2 separate regions of the Homo sapiens genome follow, and region 1 is linked to region 2. A link is a loop called in an ENCODE intact Hi-C map of the cell type or tissue named here. Cell type or tissue: heart left ventricle. All regions are shown on one strand. Links, peaks and the distances in the headings refer to the core of each region. The heading gives the core; the rest is flanking DNA.

What was found. Peaks named below come from ENCODE experiments on the same cell type or tissue, not always from the same donor. Only the 100,000 strongest peaks of a DNase experiment are listed, where the experiment ranks them.
Region 1: a loop joins it to region 2, with 3 times the contacts of the local background. A loop is called at or near these places in 15 of 110 quality-filtered maps.

What each region holds. Positions count from the first base shown.
Region 1 is chr3:11,457,421-11,467,892 of GRCh38, forward strand. The region is part of intron 20 of ATG7 (autophagy related 7); the gene reads left to right. Among named protein-coding and RNA genes, the nearest start is that of VGLL4, 180 kb to the right of the region's middle. In heart left ventricle, for the core only: no CTCF peak of the experiment used is centred there; no DNase peak of the experiment used is centred there; H3K27ac peaks cover 1,726 bases.
Region 2 is chr3:11,509,857-11,520,328 of GRCh38, forward strand. All of the region lies in intron 20 of ATG7 (autophagy related 7), which reads left to right. Among named protein-coding and RNA genes, the nearest start is that of VGLL4, 130 kb to the right of the region's middle. In heart left ventricle, for the core only: a CTCF peak has its summit at 4,621; DNase peaks (open chromatin) are centred at 1,961, 3,824 and 4,721; H3K27ac peaks cover 1,529 bases.

The sequences.
Region 1 (10,472 bases), core at 1,370-9,369, 52 kb before region 2:
GAAATGGGAATTTCAAGTGAAAGATAACTGGAGTCTCTTCTTGGGGCATAATTGATCTTTCATGAGCCATTATCCAGGGTTTTTACAGTACCTACAAAAATTGTTCTGTACCCAGGAGTTCAATAAACACTAAATGTGTGAAAGAATTTGCATTCTTTGCCTCCGGATCAGGGGGAAACATTTCCGGAACATACATTAAGAACTTCAAATTGCATAGCATTTAGTAGGCACAAAGTGACTATACTAGTTAAGGGGTGACAGATCAATTTCAATTTGTGTGCCCCTCGCTTATGGGTGTTTGGAGGGTTGTGTTGGGAAGGATTGCTGAGGCCAGTTAATAAATAAATTAATACATTGGTTATGTCTGTCATGAACACCTAAGAGACTGTGCAGTGGTAGCGCTTGTGTTGAATATTTTCCCTAGACCTTGAGCTCCTTGAAGGGCAAGGACTGTGTCTTAGATAATATACCCTCAGGACCGGACCTAGTGCATTGCCTGGTATGGAGGAAGTAACCGGTAAGTATATATTGGTTGAATGAATGATTTGATTTCCTAGTTTTTGGAATTGGCCCATGATTCTAAGTGAATGAGCTCACCTCAGATGCCTTAATAGTAAATGAAATTTTGCAGCAGAAATATTTTCTAAAATACATTGATTTTTATGGAACTAGTGTCTTGTTTTCAAAACAGCCCTCTGTTTTGCTACAACAAAACATTTCAAGAGTTTCAAATTTAAATTGGCTACTCAAAGCCAATTTCTTCATTTTTTTCCTATCTCAGTGGTCTAGAGGGGCATCTTGGTGTTTTAAGTGGAACACAGGCTTAGAAGTCAGACTTGGGTTTTTTTGTTTTGTTTTGTTTTGATGGGGTCTTGCTGTGTTGCCCAGGATGGAGTGCAGCGGCACCATCTCCGCTCACTGCAAGCTCCGCCTCCTGGGTTCACGCCATTCTCCTGCCTCAGCCTCCTGAGTAGCTGGGACTACAGGCGCCCACCACCACGCCCGGCTAATTTTTTGTATTTTTAGTAGAGACTGGGTTTCACCGTGTTAGCCAGGATGGTCTCAATCTCCTGACCTCGTGATCCGCCCGCCTCGGCATCCCAAAGTGCCGGGATTACAGGCATGAGCCACTGCGCCTGGCCTAGATTTGGGTTTTACTTACAGCCAGCTCAGCTATTAACACATTGTGTGACCATAGCTAGTTACTTCTCCATGCTGGAACTCAGTTCCCTCTAAAAAATTGGAGAACTGAAGCAAATGAGCTCTGTAATTCTATGAAAATAAACGCACAGGATAAAAAAAGAGAACTTGTTTCAACAAGATAATTCTCTGTCTTTGGCCTAGTTGAGGGGTCCCCAACCCCCAGGCCATGGACCAGTACTGGTCCGAGGCCTGTTAGGAACCCGATCGCGCAGCTGTAGGTGAGCGGGGCAAGCGAGCATTAACGCCTGTGCTCTGCCTCCTGTCAGATCAGCGGAGCATTAGATTCTCATAGGGGCGGGAACACAATTGTGAACTGTTCATGCGAGGGATCTGGGTTGCCCGCAGCTTATGAGATTCTAACACCTGATGATCTGAGGTAGGACAGTTTCATTCATCACCCCCCCATCTATGGAAAAATTGTCTTCCTCAAGACTGGTCCCTGGTGTCAGAAAAGTTTGGGACTGCTGGCCTAGGCGATCACTTCTCTCATTTCAGCTTCACTTTCTGACACAGGAGCAATAATCCTAAAGTGAGGAGGGGGAGTCACTTTAAAAAAAAAAAAAAAACAGCAAAAACATCAGTCATTATGGTGAAATGTCAACACAGTAAGTCTTTTCTAATATCTCTGCAGAATGCTACATGAGATTTGCCCTGATTCATAGATGGCTATGGTATGTGTAATACATAAAAATATAATGTATCATCTCAGACATATGTCTTGGCTGACATTCAGCACCAAGAATCTGACAAATGTTTTTATATTTATGTACATTCTGCCTGATTTCAAAAACAGATTTAAGATAGCTATACTCAACATCATAGAAATAATTAATTCTGGACGTCTTTAGAATGAGAATAAAAACAGGAGCCAAGTGTTTTTTTTTTTTTAAGTGATTATGTTAGGAAACTTAAACTCTGAGAGCTTCCAAAATTCAACATGAATTGTAACTTCATGGTTCCTGGAAGCCAGAGCCAACAGGGAAGTAATGGGCTGCCTAGCTCTTCTTGTCTGATAACAGCCAGAGTAATGGGCTTTGTGGGGAAAAGGAAATATACTGGCACAATTCTACCTCAGGCCTGTTCTGATAGCCTTTTGTCGAGGCAATAGCCATTCGTTCATAATGAAACCATTGAATTACAAACAAGAGTGGCAACATAGACCAAGCCTTATTTGTTTGTGGGGATTTTACTAGTTGTTTGGTAGACTTTAGCCAGGCCACGTATAGTAACAGTAGATGATGCTTAATGTGCCAGATGCTATTCTAACCGTATTAACATATTAAAAATCCTTACAAGAGCCCTGTGTGTTAGGAACAGTGCTTTGGGGTCTGTGCTCTTATCCACTGCACCATACTGCCTCTTACATGTCTCAAATCGTACAGAGATTTATCTTACTGCAGTCACACAGCTCAGCATCCCAACTCTGGGTGATCTCAGGAAAGAACATCTCATTTAAAGCAATAATAACCAGTTTAAATGTAGGCAGCCTCAGTGCTACATGACCAACCAGATGGATCAGCTGTTTACTTATTGAGTCCACTGGTTCTTTTGGCGTTGTTTTAAGGTGGCTTCTTGAATGTTAAAGGAACAATCTAGGCTCTATCTGAACCTCCTTTTGCATCTTTCATTGGTGACATGAGGAGCATACATAGGCCATGTGTCCTCTTGTCCTTCGGTATCTTATCTACCTTTGGGCTGCTAAATATGCCAAATCAGCTTCTCTTGTGTGCCAGCTCACTCAGCAGGGGTGGCTGCCTAGAAGACTGTGTTGAGAAGGGCTCTCAGGCCTGGCTCAGATGTCGTGAGAGAAGGGGTCATGACTGAGCAACAATGCCTGATGTGGGCAAGGGAGAGGGTAGCACCAGAGCGTTGCCTTTGCCAGCCATGGCCTAGTTCAAGATGAGGGCTTGCCTCTATGCTGCATGGCTTCTGAGGTTATTTTCCCTCAGAGTACTTCCCATTCAAGAGGAGAACAGAATGTAGCAATTCACAGAATTCATTCCATAAAAATGAATTCCCTCCCTGTACAAGACACACAATAGGAAGATTAATAAGTCAAAATCCCTGCCCCCTCCCAAATTTCATCCCAGTCAAGGACATATAAATTTTGACAAATAATATCTATACAGTGAGATAATGATTATTCTTATAAAGTACTGAGGGAACACAAACAAAAGAGTCACTGTCTATGCCTGGTAAGGGCAGACAGGTCAGGCTGCATGGAGAAGGTGCCAGTTGACCCTAACCCTGATTCCATCCATGTGTATGGAGCCCAGAGGGTGTGTGTTTTGAGAACCACCTGGTATGACCAACATCCTCAATATGTCTTTGCAACCTTCCTTTTCAGAATATATACAGTACCACCAGTAGTAAGTCATCTTTTTGGAGTCTTGATATAATGACACACATGAGAGAATGGATGAATCCAATCTACCACAATGGGTCAATATTTTAGAATTTTAGCTGTGGCAAAGACCTTTAGGGAAGGCAAAGGGTGGGGCAGGGTTTGTGGAAGCCATGGATATAGGGTGTCAGTGCTGGGCAGGTTGAATAGACTTTTCTAAAATGAAGTGGAAAAATAAGAAATGCAGAGACAGCCTGCACTGGCATTTTACCCAAGGCCATTCTGTGTCCCTTAGGAAATGTGTTCTTTACAGGGATTTGAAAACTATAGGGAATAGTGATTGGGGTCAGAAATGGCATCACTGGGGCTAAGAAACCAAAGATAAAGTCACTTTGGAGCTAACCTTTGTATTCAGAGAGCTTTGTCCTAATCCTGCTTAGAATTTCCACGGCGTCTTTTCTTCCCTTAAGAGAAATCAAAAGGCTTTCACTTTTCCCCTCTCTGCCCTGTGAAGACAGGCATTCAAAACCTCGTTTTGCAGGTTAAGGAAATTGAGTTCATGGTCTAAGATCACAGTGAATTGAACAGACTCAAAAGCAAGCATTTAATCTCTCTCACTCTCTCTCTTAAATGTAGTTCTTAGAATGAGAATTCTTAGTGGTTTTAAGAAAATGGTAATGTTTGTACTATAATTAACCCCCAGAAACAGAACATCAAAACCAAGACACTTTGGCAATCGTCTTATCCAATGTTCTCATTTTAAAGATGTGGACTCTGGGCCGGGCGCAGTGGCTCACACCTGTAATCCCAGCACTTTGGGAGGCCGAAGCGGGCGGATCACGAGGTCAGGAGATTGAGACCATCCTGGCTAAGACAGTGAAACCCTATCTTTACTAAAAATACAAAAAAAAAATTAGCTGGGCGTGGTGGCGGGCGCCTGTAGTCCCAGCTACTCAGGAGGCTGAGGCAGGAGAATGGTTATGAACCCGGGAGGCAGAGCTTGCAGTGAGCCGAGATCATGCCGCTGCACTCCAGCCTGGGTGACAGAGTGAGACTCTGTCTCCAAAAAAAAAGAAAGAAAGATGTGGACTCTGAATCTAAGGGACAACTCCAAATAACTCGAGGATATCTGGTCATTAAAACCTACTCGGCTCTCAAGGTTTCCATTTCTAACTGGAAGCCATTGCCTTCAAGAGCTGTTTAAGAGCGTCTGCCACCCTTCTAGAACTCAGTTTAAGGACTTCTGCTGGAGCCTTGGAAGGTTCAGGGCCCTCTCGTCACCATTGCTAAGGGCTGTTTTATGTTCTTTTATGAGATAGTCTGTTAGGTGCAGCCACAAGAAGGAGACACAGGAGAGGCTCAGGAAGACAAAGTTTATCGTGGTCACAAGTCCTAGAGGCAGGAGACATGGCACACCATGCAGGTCCACAGGGGAAAGACACCAGGGCAGTCAGGAGGCAGAAGACAGGAGCAAGGGGAAAGCATTAAGGTAAAGCCATGATGGGGGTTTCCTTGGAAAAGTCAAGGCAGGGCAGCGTGAACACTTTAGGGTTGGCTAGTTTGAATAATCTCAGGGGCCCTAAGCTATAGGAATGGTCCCTAGTTGACTGTACCTGGCCCTGGGATGATGAAAGCAGAGGAATTTTGCCTCTTCGGGTGTTGGGCCAGATAGAGGAGGTGTGGCTCTGAATTGGTTAGTTCGCATGTCAGAAGTGTACTCCTGGCTGGGCCCTTTGCTGGCTCTAAGAATTAACTATCCTCTCGCCACCCCCCCAGGGGCAGTCTTCCCAGCTAGAAAGGTTTTTTAAAAGATGTTCAAACATCGTAACATACATAAATATGTAACACAAGGGCCCTGGCTCCTCTCAGATATTTTTATTTATTTATTTATTTATTTATTTATTTATTTATTTATTTATTTATTTATTTATTTTTGAGACAGAGTTTTGCTCTTGTTGCCCAGGCTGGAGTGTAATGGTGCGATCTCTGCTCACTGCAACCTCTGCCTCCTGGGTTCAAGCGATTCTTCCACCTCAGCCTCCCAAGGAGCTGGGATGACAGGCATGTGCAATCATGCCCAGCTAATTTTGAATTTTTAGTAGAGATGGGGTTTTGCCATGTTGATCAGGCTGGTCTCAAACTCCTGATCTCAGGTGATCTGCCCTCCTCCGCCTCCCAAAGTGCTGGGATTACAGGCGTGAGCCACCATGCCCGGCCCCTCTCAGATATTTCTATCCATTGTCATACTCCCACTCTTTCCCTAACTACTACTGACTTCAGCTTGCAGCAGAAAATTCAGCCTTTGTAAGCTTGAGAGGACTCAGGTTGCTGACCAAAAGCAGAAGAGGCCTCCCTTCAAAATGTATGGAATGTTGCAAAAAGTAGACAGTGATCCTCAATAATCAGATACTTCCCTCAGAATGGTCTGCTAAACCTTCAGTCTTGTTGAACCAATTGGTTCAGTACTTTGTAACAGAACTTGGGAATTTCTCCACCCTGGATGGGATATTTCTTATGGCCTCCCATCCCAATTCATGTCAGCCCTTCCCGCATTTAGACTTGGTTACTTTCAACTCTTTACTCCTGGCATCATTTTTAAATGATTCAGGACTCTTGGTTTCAAGTGACATAAACCCACCTTGAATTATCATAGGTGGAGAGTGTTGGAGCATTGAACATAATGGAAAGAAAAGTTAGCTTTTTTCTACAGTTCTGATAGGAACAGGTTCTCTCCCTGCAGACTGGCGTCTTCTGCTAGACAGGAAGTGTGACTACTGGCAGCTCCAGAGCCTCATAATCCATAGCTTCAGTTGCCTGGCATGCACTGGCCCTGGACTTCTCACACCCCAAACTCTCATATGTGGGCCCAGCTGGCTCTCTTGCTCATTTTGGGACCAGTCAAGTTAGACTAGAGAGGCAGAGTCTGTAAAGGAACGTGGTTGGTGTGGGGGAAAAAGCAGTTTCCATAAGAAGGTGGTGGTCCCAGGAAGACAGGATGGTGGCAAAACCAAAGGTGTTTGTGACAAACCTGAGAGCATATCAGGAAGAGGAATGATTAAATCATTTAAGTGACAAGAGCAGGTTGAAAAACAACAGGTGTAGTATGCTTTTGTAAAAAAATTGGCCAGGCATAGTGGCTCATGCCTATAATCCCAGCACTTTGGGAGGCCAAGGCAGGCGGATCACTTGAGCCCAGGAGTTTGAGACTAGCCTGGGCAACATGGTGAAACCCCATCTCTACAAAAAATACAAAAATTGGCCAGGCATGGTGTTATGCACCTGAAGTCCCAGCTACTTGGGAGTCTGAGGTGGGAGGATTGCTTGAACCCAAGAGGTCGAGACTGCAGTGAGCCATGACTTGCACTACTGCGTTCCAGCCTGGGTGAACGAGCAAGACCCTGTCTCAAAATTAAAAATTAAAAAATTATGTATTCAGTAAATCTTTTCTAATTGACTTTCCATTAATGGAATGTCCCAGTTGGTTAACTCCGCACCCCCTCGGTAAAGTACGGGGGGAGGCTGAACATTCTTAGCTGGCAGCCTGGTTCCTAGGACACCAGCACACTTCTGCTCCCACCAGCTGAGGCCTGGGCTTTCCAAGAGTCATTCTTGTTTCTTGCCAAACCTGGGAATGCCAGATGGACTTGTTGTTTTAATTATACCATTTAATTAAATATCCCCCAAACGAAAGACAAATACAGAAAGTTATTTCTGTGAAAGTCATTGCGAGTAGCTAGAAGCAGTGGCTTTTTGCAGAGGGGACAGGGCTTTTACCTTTTATTGCCGAATAGGTTCTGGAGTCTGACCCCCTATTTTCAAATTATAGCTCTACTGCTTCTTTGCTGTGTGACACCTTGGGCAAGTTGCAGAGTCATCCTAGGACTTGGCCCCTTTACTATAAAATGGAAATAGCAACCTTGTTTGGGTACTGTTAGGATTAAGTAATATAATGTATTTGAAGCACTTTGCACAGTTCTTGGGCACATAGTAAACACTCAACAGATGCCACATCTATCATCATCGTCATCAACAATCACAGCCTTATTAAAGATGTAGAGAGAAGTCATTGGCTGTAAAGGAAAAATTTTTTTTCTTATCAAATCAATCTCTAAAAACCTAAAGTGTGTGTGTGTGTGTGTGTGTGTGTAAGGACACCTCCAGAGAGTTCTAGAGCTGAGTGAAAACCTGGTTTATTAAAATGAGCCTGGGCCGGGCACAGTGGCTCACACCTGTAATCCCAGCACTTTGGGAGGCCGAGGCGTGTGGATCCAGATCGAGACCATCCTGGCTAACACGGTGAAACCCCATCTCTACTAAAAATTCAAAAATTAGCTGTGCATGGTGGTGGGCACCTGTAGTCCCAGCTACTCGGGAGGCTGAGGCAGGAGAATGGCGTGAATCCAGGAGGCAAAGCTTGCAGTGAGCCAAGATCACGCCACTGCACTCCAGCCTGGGTGACAGAGAGAGACTCTGTCTCAAAAAAAAAAAAAAATGAGCCTGTAAGTCTGGGTGCACATCTGTAATCTCAACACTTTGGGAGGCCGAAGTGGGATGATTGCTTGAGGCTAGGAGTGTGAGACCAGCCTGGGCGTGAGTGAAACCCCATGTCTACAAAAAGTTAGTAAAAAATAATAATAAAAAATAAAAATTAGCTGGGCGTGGTGGCACACACCTGTAGTCCTAGCTACTTGGAGAACTGAGGGGGAAGGATTGCTTGAACCCAGGAGGTCGTGGCTGCAGTGAGCAGTGATTGCACCACTGCACACCAACCTGGGCGACAGCGAGACCCTGCTTCAAAAAAATAAAAATAAAAAAGCCTGTAGCCCCTCTTCCTTCCCTAATATATTTGGCTTCTATAAAAATTAAAAACCCAGGGATAAGAAGAAGGGGAGAGAATTGGAAAGCCCCTGGTTAGCTTTAAGGGCCTCTCAGTGCAGCAGAACCCATGCTGGCTCTATTCATAACTTTGCTCTCTGGATCAATATTCTGAAAGTTGGTACATTCTTTTCATTTGTGTCTTTCACAGAGGGCAGTAAAATTTAGCTCTAATTATATTTAGGGCATCTGGATTCTAGTCAGCATTTTCTGGCTCCGTTTTAGAACCTAAAGTCTGCGGCTTATTCCTAATGTGGAAAATGGAATAATCCCCCAGGCATGAGAAGAACTCCAGCATTGAGGCTGCTGTTCCTCTAGCGAGAAGCTGCTGCAGACATCACAAGACTTGTTATACAAGGAAACATGATTACAGTGGATTAAAGAAACTTGCCAGGGGCTTGAAGGATTTATTGCTTTTTGAATTCTGAATGAGACATAAATATGTTTTTCCCCTCTTAATTTTGGACCCCATACGGGTAAGGTGAGAAAATTCTTCAGCAAATTCTAGAATGCTTAGCTGCTAAAGATCAGTTGGTTTTGTGTCCACGTCATATTGCAAAGGGCATGAATACTTGCTTGGCAGAGACACAAAACAGTCACTCATTTCTTTCTGTTCTGCCAAGTTAGTTACTGCCTTGTCTCCCAGTGGGAGAAAAATGTAACTCCTTGGGGACTCTTCTGGAAGGCAGCATGGTGTAATGGAAAAAGCACTGTAGTCACAGGCACGAGGCCTAGACTACAGCGTCGGTGCTTATAAGTTCCATTATTTACAACAGGTTTCTTAAACTCTGTAAGCCTTTGTGCTCTTACTGCTCTTTTCGGAAAAAGCAGTTCTCAGAGGGTTGTATGAAGGATTATAGCACCTTTATGTTCAATATCATCTATAGAAACTCAACTGTTGGATGCATTAGCATCAGAATGACAGCTTGTAGTACACTCATTTGTGTTCACAGATCTCAGAAATTTTTATGTCCTAAATGGAGGGACTTTTAAAAATAATGATGGAGCTGGGCATGGTGGCACACACCTGTAATCCCAGCACTTTGGGAGGCCGAGGCGGGCAGATCACCTGAGGTCAGGAGTTTGAGATCAGCCTGACTAACATGGTGAAACCCCATCTCTACAAATACAAAAAATTAGGTGTGGTGGCGGGCGCCTGTAATCTCAGCTGCTTTGGAGGCTGAGGCAGGAGAATCACTTGAACCCGAGAGGCAGAGGTTGCAGTGAGCTGACATCATGCCATTGCACTTCAGCCTGGGCAACAAGAGTGAAACCCCATCTCAGAAAAAAACAAAAACAAACAAAAAAAACTGATGGCTTCTTAACCCTATCACTTCTGCAGATTCTTTGGTTTCTCAGGAAGCCAAAGAGATAGCATGGGGCAGTGGTTAGTAACAACTCTGGAGTCAGACCAACCTGAGTTTAAATTCACTACTTATTAGCTGGGAAGTCTTTGAACAACTCACCTAACCTGTTGTTCTCATTTTCCTAATCCGTAAAATGGACATAAAATATTACCTCAACCGTAATTTGTTTTGTTTCGTTTTGTTTTGAGATGGAGTCTCCCTGTGTCGCCCAGGCTGCAGTGCAATGGTGCGATCTCGGCTTACTGCAACCTCCGCCCCCCAGCTTCAAGCGATTCTTCTGCCTCAGCCTCCCGAGTAGCTGGATTATAGGCATCCACCATCGTGCCTGACTAATTTTTGTATTTTTAGTAGAGGCGGGGTTTCACCATGTTCGCCAGGCTGGTCTTGAACTCCTGACCTCAGGTAATCCACCTGCCTTGGCCTCCCAGAGTGCTGGGATTACAGGCGTGAGCCAATGCGCCTGGCCCTATTTTTTTATTCCTTTGTCCTGTTTCCTATGTGGGACTTATCACCGTTTGGCATTATTATTTATTTGTGTTCTGTCTACCACCCCAGCCCCACTCAAATATAATCCCCATAAAGGCAAAGACATTATATGTCTTATTTACTGCTTTATATGTCTTGCCTAACAAAGTAACTGGTACATTATTGTTACTTAATATTTTTACCTTTGAATTTTTTTG
Region 2 (10,472 bases), core at 959-8,958:
AGGCAGCCAGCGCTCCATACTTATTTACTGGGTCTTGTGATTCAGCCCAGGATCCTGATAGTGATCTTGGATGGGTGATATAAATAGACTAGGATTTGCCAATGGCTATTTTTATCAGGGAAGCTTTCTAAGTTGATTTCTTTGAACCCAGAACAACTTCCTCCCTCTGGCTTCCCCTGTTTTCCTCCAAGACTAGGGAGATCCTTTCTTTATTCTGCCCGCCCATCTTCTGCCCCTCCCCCAGCCAGCTGGTGTCTGCAGAAATTAGAAGGAAGGTACGTGCCTGACACAGAGTTGCCTGAAATCATATATCTTTACCCCCTTTCAGGATCATCTTTCTTTCATCCGGCCCAAGAATGGCACCTTCCCCGCCCATCAGGCCACCTGCACTCAGGAGTCGGCTGCCTGTCCTGAAATAGATCTCTACCAGCTCTCAAGCAGAACAATTCCTTGCATTCATACTTGAATGTATAATTTGTGTTATTACCTCTTATTTGTCTTTGTAAGTTTGTCCCTGCCCCAGTTTAAAAAAAAAAAAAAATCTGAGTTACTGCTACTGAACCAAAGGGCCTCATTCGAGGTCTTCTTTCTCCCCACCCCCTCCCCCATCCCAGTGATACAGATGCTGCCTTGTCTGGTCAGGCCTTCAGGGAGGATGTCCTGACCCCCTCAACCCCCCATCTCCAAAGCTGTCCCCTCGCTCTTTGTGCAACTCGCCGCCCACATCCAGCACAGTAAAAGCAGGCTGTCAGCTGGGAGAGGCTCGCCTTGGAGGACTGTCCTTTCTTTACATCCTCTTCCCAGGGCTTCATGCTGCAAAACAGCACATTCTCAACATGAAACAAAAATGGATTCTGTTTTCTTTTTCACCTAGTGTTTTTGGCCATACTGTTCTTGGCAGTCAGACTTCCAGGCTTGGGGTAGAATCGATAGCTTAAAAGATAAATGTTTACACTGGTCAGCAATGTGCCATTTGGAGCCTTGGTGCCCCTGGATAATTTGCCAGAGTCTGTGGCTTTGTGTCCGGAATTGGTGGGTTCTTGGTCTCACTGACTTCAAGAATGAAGCCGCGGACCCTCGCGGTGAGTGTTACAGCTCTTAAGGTGGCGCGTCTGGAGTCTGTCCCTTCTGATGTTCAGATGTGTTCGGAGTTTCTTCCTTCTGGTGGGTTCGTGGTCTCGCTGGCTCGGGAGTGAAGCTGCAGACCTTCGCGGTGAGTGTTACAGCTCATAAAAGCAGCGTGGACCCAAAGAGTGAGCAGTAGCAAGATTTATTGCAAAGAGCAAAAGAACAAAGCTTCCACAGCGTGGAAGGGGACCTGAGCGGGTTGCCAATGCTGGCTCAGGCAGCCTGCTTTTATTCTCTTATCTGGCCCCACCCACATCCTGCTGATTGGTAGAGCCGAGTGGCCTGTTTTGTCAGGGCGCTGATTGGTGCGTTTACAATCCCTGAGCTAGATACAAAGGTTCTCCATGTTCCCATCATATTAGTTAGATACAGAGTTTCGACACACAGGTTCTCCAAGGCCCCACCAGAGCAGCTAGATACAGAGTGTCGACTGGTGCATTCACAAACCTTGAGCTAAACACAGGGTGCTGATTGGTGTATTTGTAATCCCTGAGCTAGATATAAAGACTCTCCATGTCCCCACCAGACTCAGGAGCCCAGCTGGCTTCACCTAGTGGATCCTGCACTGGGGCTGCAGGTGGAGCTGCCTGCCAGTCCCGTACTGTGCGCTCACACTCCTCAGCCCTTGGGCGGTCGATGGGACTGGGCGCCGTGAGCAGGGGGTGGTGCTCGTCGGGGAGGCTCCGGCCGCACAGGAGCCCATGGCGGGGGTGGGAGGCTCAGGCATGGTGGGCTGCAGGTCCTGAGCCCTGCCCCGAGGGAAGGCAGCTAAGGCCCAGCGAGAAATCGAGCACAGCACCGGTGGGCTGGTACTGCTGGGGTACTCAGTACACCCTCCGCAGCCACTGGCCCAGGTGCTAAGTCCCCCACTGCCTGGGGCCAGCAGGGCTGGCTGGCTGCTCCGAATGCGGGGCCCACCAAGCCCACACCCACCCAGAACTCCAGCTGGCCTGCAAGCGCCGCATGCAGCCCTGGTTCCCGCTCGTGCCTCTCCCTCCACACCTCCCTGCAAGCTGAGGGAGTGGGCTCCAGCCTTGGCCAGCCCAGAAAGGGGCTCCCACAGTGCAGTGGGGGGCTGAAGGGCTCCTCAAATGCCACCAAAGTGGGAGCCCAGGCAGGGGAGGTGCCAAGAGCAAGCGAGGGCTCTGAGGACTGCCAGCATGCTGTCACCTCTCAGCTTCACCCACCCAGTGACCTTGAGTCTCCTTAACTTTCCAACTAGCCTACCTCCCAGAGGTCCCCCACACCCCTCTCCCCTCCTTCGGCCAGCCCTGAGGGCCAGGCCCTTTCTCACTTCCTGAACCAAGTACTGGAAGTAGAAGAAACTGTTGTCAGGCTCCGAGTTCCACCTCTGGGTCAAGGGCTCCAGAGCCTGGTGCTGCAGCTTGGCCAAGGGAACCCAAAAACCAGGTCAGCAGTACATCCACTCTCTGAGCTTTGGTTCTGTCATTGCACAGGATTAATGTTCCATCTCAGATTAACTCTGAAATCAAATGAGGTAATGTATTAGTACTTGTGTGTACAGAATTGGTGGGTTCTTGGTCTCACTGACTTCAAGAATGAAGCCATGGACCGTCGCAGTGAGTGTTAACAGTTCTTAAAGCGGCACGTCTGGAGTTATTTGTTCCTCCTGGTGGGTTCGTGGTCTCGCTGGCTTCAGGAGTGAAGCTGCAGACCTTCACGGTGAGTGTTACAGCTCATAAAAGCAGTGTGGACCCAAAGAGTGAGCAGTAGCAAGATTTATTGCAAAGAGCTAAAGAACAAAGCTTCCATAGTGTGGAAGGGGACCTGAGCGGGTTGCCATTGCTGGCTCGGGCAGCCTGCTTTTATTCTCTTACCTGGCCCCACCCACATCCTGCTGATTGGTCCATTTTACAGAGAGCTGATTGGTCCATTTTACAGAGAGCTGATTGGTGCGTTTACAATCCCTGAGCTAGACACAAAAGTTCTCCAAGTCCCCACTAGATTAGCTAGATACAGAGTGTGGACACAAAGGTTCTCCAAGTCCCCACCAGAGTAGCTAGATACAGAGTGTCAATTGGTGCATTCCCAAATCCTGAGCTAGACACAGGGTGCTGATTGGTGTGTTTACAAACCTTGAGCTAGATACAGAGTGCCGATTGGTGTATTTACAATCCCCTAGCTAGACATAAAGGTTCTCCAAGTCCCCACCAGACTCAGGAGCCCAGCTGGCTTCACCCAGTGGATCCCGCACCGGGGCTGCAGGTGGAGCTGCCTGCCAGTCCTGCGCCGTGCGTCTGCACTCCTCAGCCCTTGGGTGGTGGATGAGACTGGGCGCCGTGGAGCAGGGGGCGGTGCTCGTTGGGGAGGCTCGGGCTGCACAGGAGCCCACGGGAGGCAGAGGCTCAGGCATGGTGGGCTGCAGGTCCTGAGCCCTGCCCCGCGGGGAGGCAGCTAAGGCCCAGGGAGAAATTGAGCGCAGCACCAGTGGGCCAGCACTGCTGGGGGACCCAGCGCACCCTCTGCAGCCGCTGGCCTGGGTGCTAAGCCCCTCATTGCCTGGGGCTGGCAGGGCCAGCCGGCCGCTCCCAGTGCGGGGCCTGCCAAGCCCACGCCCACCCGGAACTCCAGCTGGCCCACAAGTGTGGCGTGCAGCCCCAGTTCCTGCTCCCGCCTCTCCCTCCACACCTCCCTGCAAGCTGAGGGAGCCAGCTCCAACCTTGGCCAGCCCAGAAAGGGGCTCCCACAGTGCAGCAGTGGGCTGAAGGGCCCCTCAAGTGCCGCCAAAGTGGGAGCCCAGGCAGAGGAGGCGCTGAGAGTGAGCGAGGGCTGCGAGGGCTGCCAGCATGCTGTCACCTCTCACTTGGAGTGCTTTATGAAACGTAGAGAGCATAACAACAGCAAGAATATCGTAGCTGCTGTCTTATGAACATCTACTGTGTACCAGGCACTGGGTTTCTTTTTTTGAGGCAGCATCTTGCTGTGTCACCACTATGCAGTCTTGATCTCCCACGCTCAAGCAGTCCTCTCACCTCAGCCTCCCAAGTAGCTAGAAGAACTACAGCTACTCATGTGCCACTATGCCAAGCTAATTTTTTTTTGGTTTTTTAGTAGAGACAAGGTCTCAGCCACTGTGTTTAGTTTAACACATGACTGTCTCATCTAATCCTGATAAATACCCTTGAAAATATTAACACCGCTCTTTTATAGGTAAGGAAAGTCAGGCTCAAAAAGATGAAGTAAGTGGCCCAGGATGACAAACGAAGGAAAGTGGTTGAGTCAAGATTGGAATCTGGCCAGTGTGACTTTTAGACCCATGTTCTCATCTACTAAGCAAACTGTTTTCCTTCCCATAATCAGGATTTGCAAGAGAAGCATAATTAACTTTGAAGATGGGCGTTTGCAATTCATTTTCTTGGGATGCCCATCTGACCTTCCCTTTTCAGATCAGCAGGCAGTTTCCTGTGCTTAGGACTCATTCCCCTCTGCAGAAGGAACTCTGGTGATTTTCCCACCGGGAGAGGGAGACATGAGATGTGGCTTCCTGTTCCAGGAAATACCGCCCAGTCTTTTTACCCACCCTCAGCCACCCCATGCACTATGTTAGTCATAGTCAGTGCATGGCGCTAGCCAGCTCTATGGTGATTCTGCCGGGTAAGCCACTAGCTGTTGAGATGACCAAAGCTCAGAAAGTGCTTGCTGCATTTCTGTTTCTGTTGTTGACAGTGGCCTGATATGCATAGCATACTTACATAGCTCCACTTTTCAGAGCCTCTGGCAGGTACAAATTAATCAATCCCCTGGCACAGCACAGTGCTAACCACAAGGAGAAAAGAAAGAGAAGTATGTTCCACGCAGGAGAAACTGCCAAGTTGCCAAGTGCATCTGGTCTAGGTTTTTTTTTTTTTTTTTGGAGAGAGAGTCTCGCTCTGTCACCCAGGCTGGAGTGCAGTGGCATGATCTCAGCTCACTGCAACCTCCACCTACCAGGTTCAAGTGATTCTCCTGCCTCAGCTTCCTGAGTAGCTGGGATTACAGGTGCGCACCACCACACCCAGCTAAATTTTGTGTTTTTAGTAGAGACAGGGTTTCACCATGTTGGTCAGGCTAGTCTCGACCTCCTTACCTGGTGATCTGCCCTCCTCAGCCTACCAAAGTGCTGGGATTACAGGCATGAGCCACCGCGCCTGGCCTAGGTTTTAAAATGCTTCGTTCCTGAGAAGATCTGATAGAAGTTGAATTTTAGTTTTAATTCAAGAAAAGGGACACTATAACACTTAGCCACTTTTCAGTGTGTTCATGTCTCAACTGAGAGGTGGTGTCGGTGTTTCTACTCACTGTGTCTCTTGCGCGTGTGTGTGTATGTATGTATTTTTGAGACAGAGTCTCGCTCTGTTGCCTAGGCTGGAGTGCAGTGGCACGATCTTGGCTCACTGCAACCTCCACCTCCCCGGTTCAAGCGATTGTCCTGCCTCAGCCACCTGAGTAGCTGGGATTACAGGCCCGTGCCACCACGCCCAGCAAATTTTTGTATTTTTAGTAGAGACGGGGTTTTGCTGTGTTGGCCAGGCTGGTCTTGAACTCCTGATTACAGGTGGGATTACAGGCAGGAACCACCCCGCCCAGCCTCAAGTGTATATTGACAAGACATTGTCCCAGGGGTAATGACAGAATTGAAAATGGTGACATGGGGCAGTGGGCTGCACGGCCACATGTATACATTAAGCCTCATAGAACTGTTCTCTCTTTCTCTCTCTCTCATACACATACACATCAGTTTTATCACATGTGAATTTTTAAAATATTTTAAGTAAGATGGACCCTTTTCCTCAAAGAGTGTAGGTACAGTTTAATGGGGGATAAGACAATGAATTCTCTTGCTGGGCTAAAGACAGTCTAAACCACAAGAGAAGTTGAAAAAAGCAGTGCTGTGGGGCTTGAAGCCAGCATGAGACACTGCTGGCCACGGGAAGTCTCAGCCTTGATGGTTGGGTAGTGTGTGCTGAAGATCAGAAAGTTTGTGGAAGGGCAGGGTAGAGGCATGGGGGAAGGACATACGTTTTGGGAACAGCTCACATTCCTTTTTAAAAAAAAAAAAAAACAAAAAAACATAGGACATAGTTCCTAAGCTGATGTTTGTTGAGCACCAACTCTGTACCAACTGCTATGTTAGTTTCTGGGGACTCTGAGATGGAAAGAATGCATCCCCAACTCATCAGGGAAGATATACAGATGGCAAATAAACACATGAAAAGATGTTCCAATAGCATTAGGAGATATACCTAATGCTAAATGACTAGTTAATGGGTGCAGCACACCAACATGGCACATGTATACATATGTAACAAACCTGCACGTTGTGCACATGTACCCTAAAACTTAAAGTATAATAATAATAAAATTAAAAAAAAAAAGATGTTCCACATCATATGCCCATTCAAATGACTAGATACCATGTAAACACCTACTAGAATGGCCAAAATGCAAAACACTGACAACACCGAATGGTAGTGAGAATGTGGAGCAACAGAAACTCTCATTCATTGCTGGTGGGAATGCAAAATGGCACAGCCACTTAAAACTAAACACACTCTTACTGTGTGATCCAGCAATTGCACTCCTTGAGATTTACCCGAATTAGTTGATAATAGGTCCACACAAAAACCTGCACTTGATGGTTATAGCAGCTTTATTCATAATTGCCAAAACTTAGAAGCAACCGAGATGTCCTTCAGTAGGTGAATGGAGAAATAAACTGTGGTCCATCCAGACAATGAAATATTCCATGATAAAAATAAATGAGCTATCAAGCCATTAAAGACATGGAGAAAGTTTAAATGCATATTACTAAATGAGGCTTGGCGCAGTGGCTCACACCTGTAATCGCAACACTTTGGGAGGCTGAGGCAGGTGGATCACTTGAGGTCAGGAATTCAACAACACCCTGGCCAACATGATGAAACCCCGTCTGTACTAAAAATCCACAAATTAGCCGGGTATGGTGGCACGTGCCTGTAGTCCCAGCTACTCGGGAGGCTGAGGCAGGAGAGTCACTTGAACCTGGGAGGTGGAGGTTTCAGTGAGCTAAGATCGCACCACCACACTCTAGCCTGGGCGACAGAGCAAGACCCTGTCTCAAAAAACAAACATATTACTAAGTGAAAGAAGCCAATCTGAAAAAGGCAGCATACTGAGTAATTCCACCTGTATGACATTCTAGAAAAGGCAAAATTATGGAGGCAAAAATTAGTTGGGGATGGTAGCGCATGCCTGTAATCCCAGCTACTGGGGAGGCTGAGGCAGGAGAATCGCTTGAACCCAGGAGATGGAGGTTGCAGTGAGTCGAGATCGCATCACTGCACTCCAGCCTGGGTGAAGAGCCAGACTCCACCTCAAAAAAAAAAAAGAAAAGAAAAGAAAAGAAAAAAACAATGATGGAGACAGTAAGATCACTGGTTCAGGTTAAGGGAGAGAAGAGGATGAATAGGTAATGCACAGAGGATTTTTGAGGCAGTGAATTAAAAGAAAAAAAACTCGATCCCTGTCCTTACGGATCTCTGGTCTAGTCGGAGTCAGCAGGCACACAGAGGCCTGCTGAGATGGAGAATCGATGCTCAGATTCTTCCTCTGTATCCAGAAGAAGCCAGAGGAGGGTACTGCCTGGCCCTGGGAGGCTTCACTAGAGGTTTTCGAGAGGAAGATGCACGTCTAAGGTGTGACGGGAAAGGGCCAGAAAGAGAATGAGGGAAGAACATTCCAAGCCACAGAAATGGCACATGGAAGAGAGCAGAGATGAGAGGAGAAACCATCTGTGACTTAGGTGGCTCAGCAGAGCTGGAGAGAGTCGGGCAATTGAGTTGAAGCACAGGCTGGGGCCGTGCCATGCAAGGCTTTGCCAGCTATACAAGGGCACCACATGCCGTGGGGAGAACCAGAGTGTTTTTAGCAGGGTGGTGTGATCAGATTCCTACTTCAGAAAGATGGGCACAGTGTGAGGGATGGATTGGGGTGATCAGGCTGGCTCAAGGAGTCCCAGTCAGAGAGGGCAGGCTAGAAAGAAGTAGACAATTGAATCGATGTTGAAAATATAGAATGTACAGGCTCTGGTGATTGGTTGGATGGTGAGTGGGAGAGAGGAAGGGGACCAAGGTGCTTCCCTGGGGTCTAGTTTAGATGGGTTGAGGGCGGGGCAATCAGAGAAAGACTAGTTGTAGAGAGAGGGAGCAGGAAAAGGGAAATAGAGCTAGAAAGTTAATTAGAACCATGCTGTGAGGATACTGAATGCCAAGGTCAAGACTGTATTGAAAAACCTGAGCCGAGGCTGGGCACAGTGGCTCACGCCTGTAATCCCAGGACTTTGGGAGGCCAAGGTGGGTGGATCACAAGGTCAAAGAGATCGAGACCAGCTTGGCCAACAATGGTGAAACCCTGTCTCTACTAAAAATACAAAAATTAGCTGGGCGTGGTGGCATGCGCCTATAGTCCCAGCTACTTGGGAGGCTGAGGCAGGAGAATCTCTTGAACCCAGAAGGTAGAGGTTGCAGTGGCCTGAGATCGTGCTACTGTACTCCAGCCTGTCAACAGAGCGAGACACCCTCTCAAAAAAAAAAAAGAAAAAAAAAACCTGAGACAAAACAATCTTAGTGCAGATCACTCTTTGTTACTCTGTTTCTTTGCTACATCAGACTTTGACCAGAACCTGAGATGGAGATGGACATCTGGGAGTTGCTGGATTCTAGAATAAACATTTGACAGCCTTTCCCAGAGTGGCCCATACCCAAATTGATAATCAGGATTGTGGAAGCATAGGGAAACACTTGATAGGAGCTGAAAAGCAGTGTACTTTTAAGAGAATAACTTTCACTGAATTCTAACAATTATTTCTGAAAGTATTGAATTCAACTGGTAAGATAAACAATCTTAATCTCCTATGACCCCAAGTTTCTCAGCTGGTAAATGAAGGAAAAAGACCTGTTGATCTCAGAATTCTCTTGCAGCTCTGCAATTCTAGCCTAATAAAAATTTTCATCAAGATTTAAAAAAAAAATCTTATATAAGTAAATATAGAGTCCAGTGCTATTTTTCATTGATCTTCAAACATTTTTTTCCCCAAATTTTAATGCTGAAACACCAACTTGCCAAATTTTCCAGAGTGCAAATCCCCTGCCCAGTGAGCTGTTATTATTTGAAAATATTGTGGCCTCTAAAGCTGACTTTATCTTTAAAAAACAATTTTTTTTTAACCAGCAAAAGGAATAAATTTCCATGTTTATACCAATGAGTTTCCTGAAACTAAGAAAAACTAACCATTATATTGTTTCATGTAAGGAACTTGGGTACTATCATAATCCCCATTTTAATGATGAGGAAATAAATAGGCGAAGGTAATTATTTCAGACTGTGTTTCCTTGACGCAGTATTTCTGGATGGTGAATCTTACTCAGATTTTGTTTTGATGCTATTCTTGGGATTGACTTGAGAAGCACCAGTGGCTGACTCTTTCTTTCTCAGTGCGGAGGGGTAAATTGGGAACAAGCTGTCTTGCTTTCATCATATTATTTGCTGTCATCATGAAAGGCAGGCAGTGAGAGGAGTTTTTTTTTTTTTTTTTTTTTTTTTTTTTTTTTTTTTTGAGACGGAGTCTCTCTCTGTCGCCCAGGCTGGAGTGCAGTGGGGCGATCTTGGCTCACTGCAAGCTCCCCCTCCCAGATTCACGCCATTCTCCTGCCTCAGCCTCCCGAGTAGCTGGGACCACAGGCGCCCGTCACCGCGCCCGGCTAATTTTTTTTGCATTTTTAGTAGAGACGGGGTTTCACAGTGTTATCCAGGATAATCTCGATCTCCTGACCTTGTGATCCGCCCACCTCGGCCTCCCAAAGTGCTGGGATTACAGGCGTGAGCCACCATGCCCAGCCGAGAGGAGTTTTTATACTACCTTAAGCATCTTTTGTTTCAAACCAAATCATCTTCACTTCCTCCTTCCCCTCCCCACTTGCAGATAATGACAGATTTTTTGGGATCTTACCACGGAAATAGCTTTGGGGCCACCTTCATACAGCTCAAGGCTGTGCTGATGTTGCAGGAGTGAGGGAAGGAGAGATCCCGTCCCATCCCCCAGATGGCAGCTGTGTGTTTGAGACTTTTGCACATGAATTTGTTTAATTTTCACCAAGGTCTTGTGAGACAAGGAAACTGAGGCTCAGAGAATGTCAGTAAACCCACCCAGAGTCACACAGCTAAAAGATGGCAGAGCCAGGATTCGAACCCACTTAGGCAGACCCCAGCTCATGCTCCACACCTCGATATGCTCCTCTACCATGAGTGGCAAGCCCTGGTTTATTAAAACTTTCCCAGCAGTGTTAGAGAACTCAAATGTCCGAAAG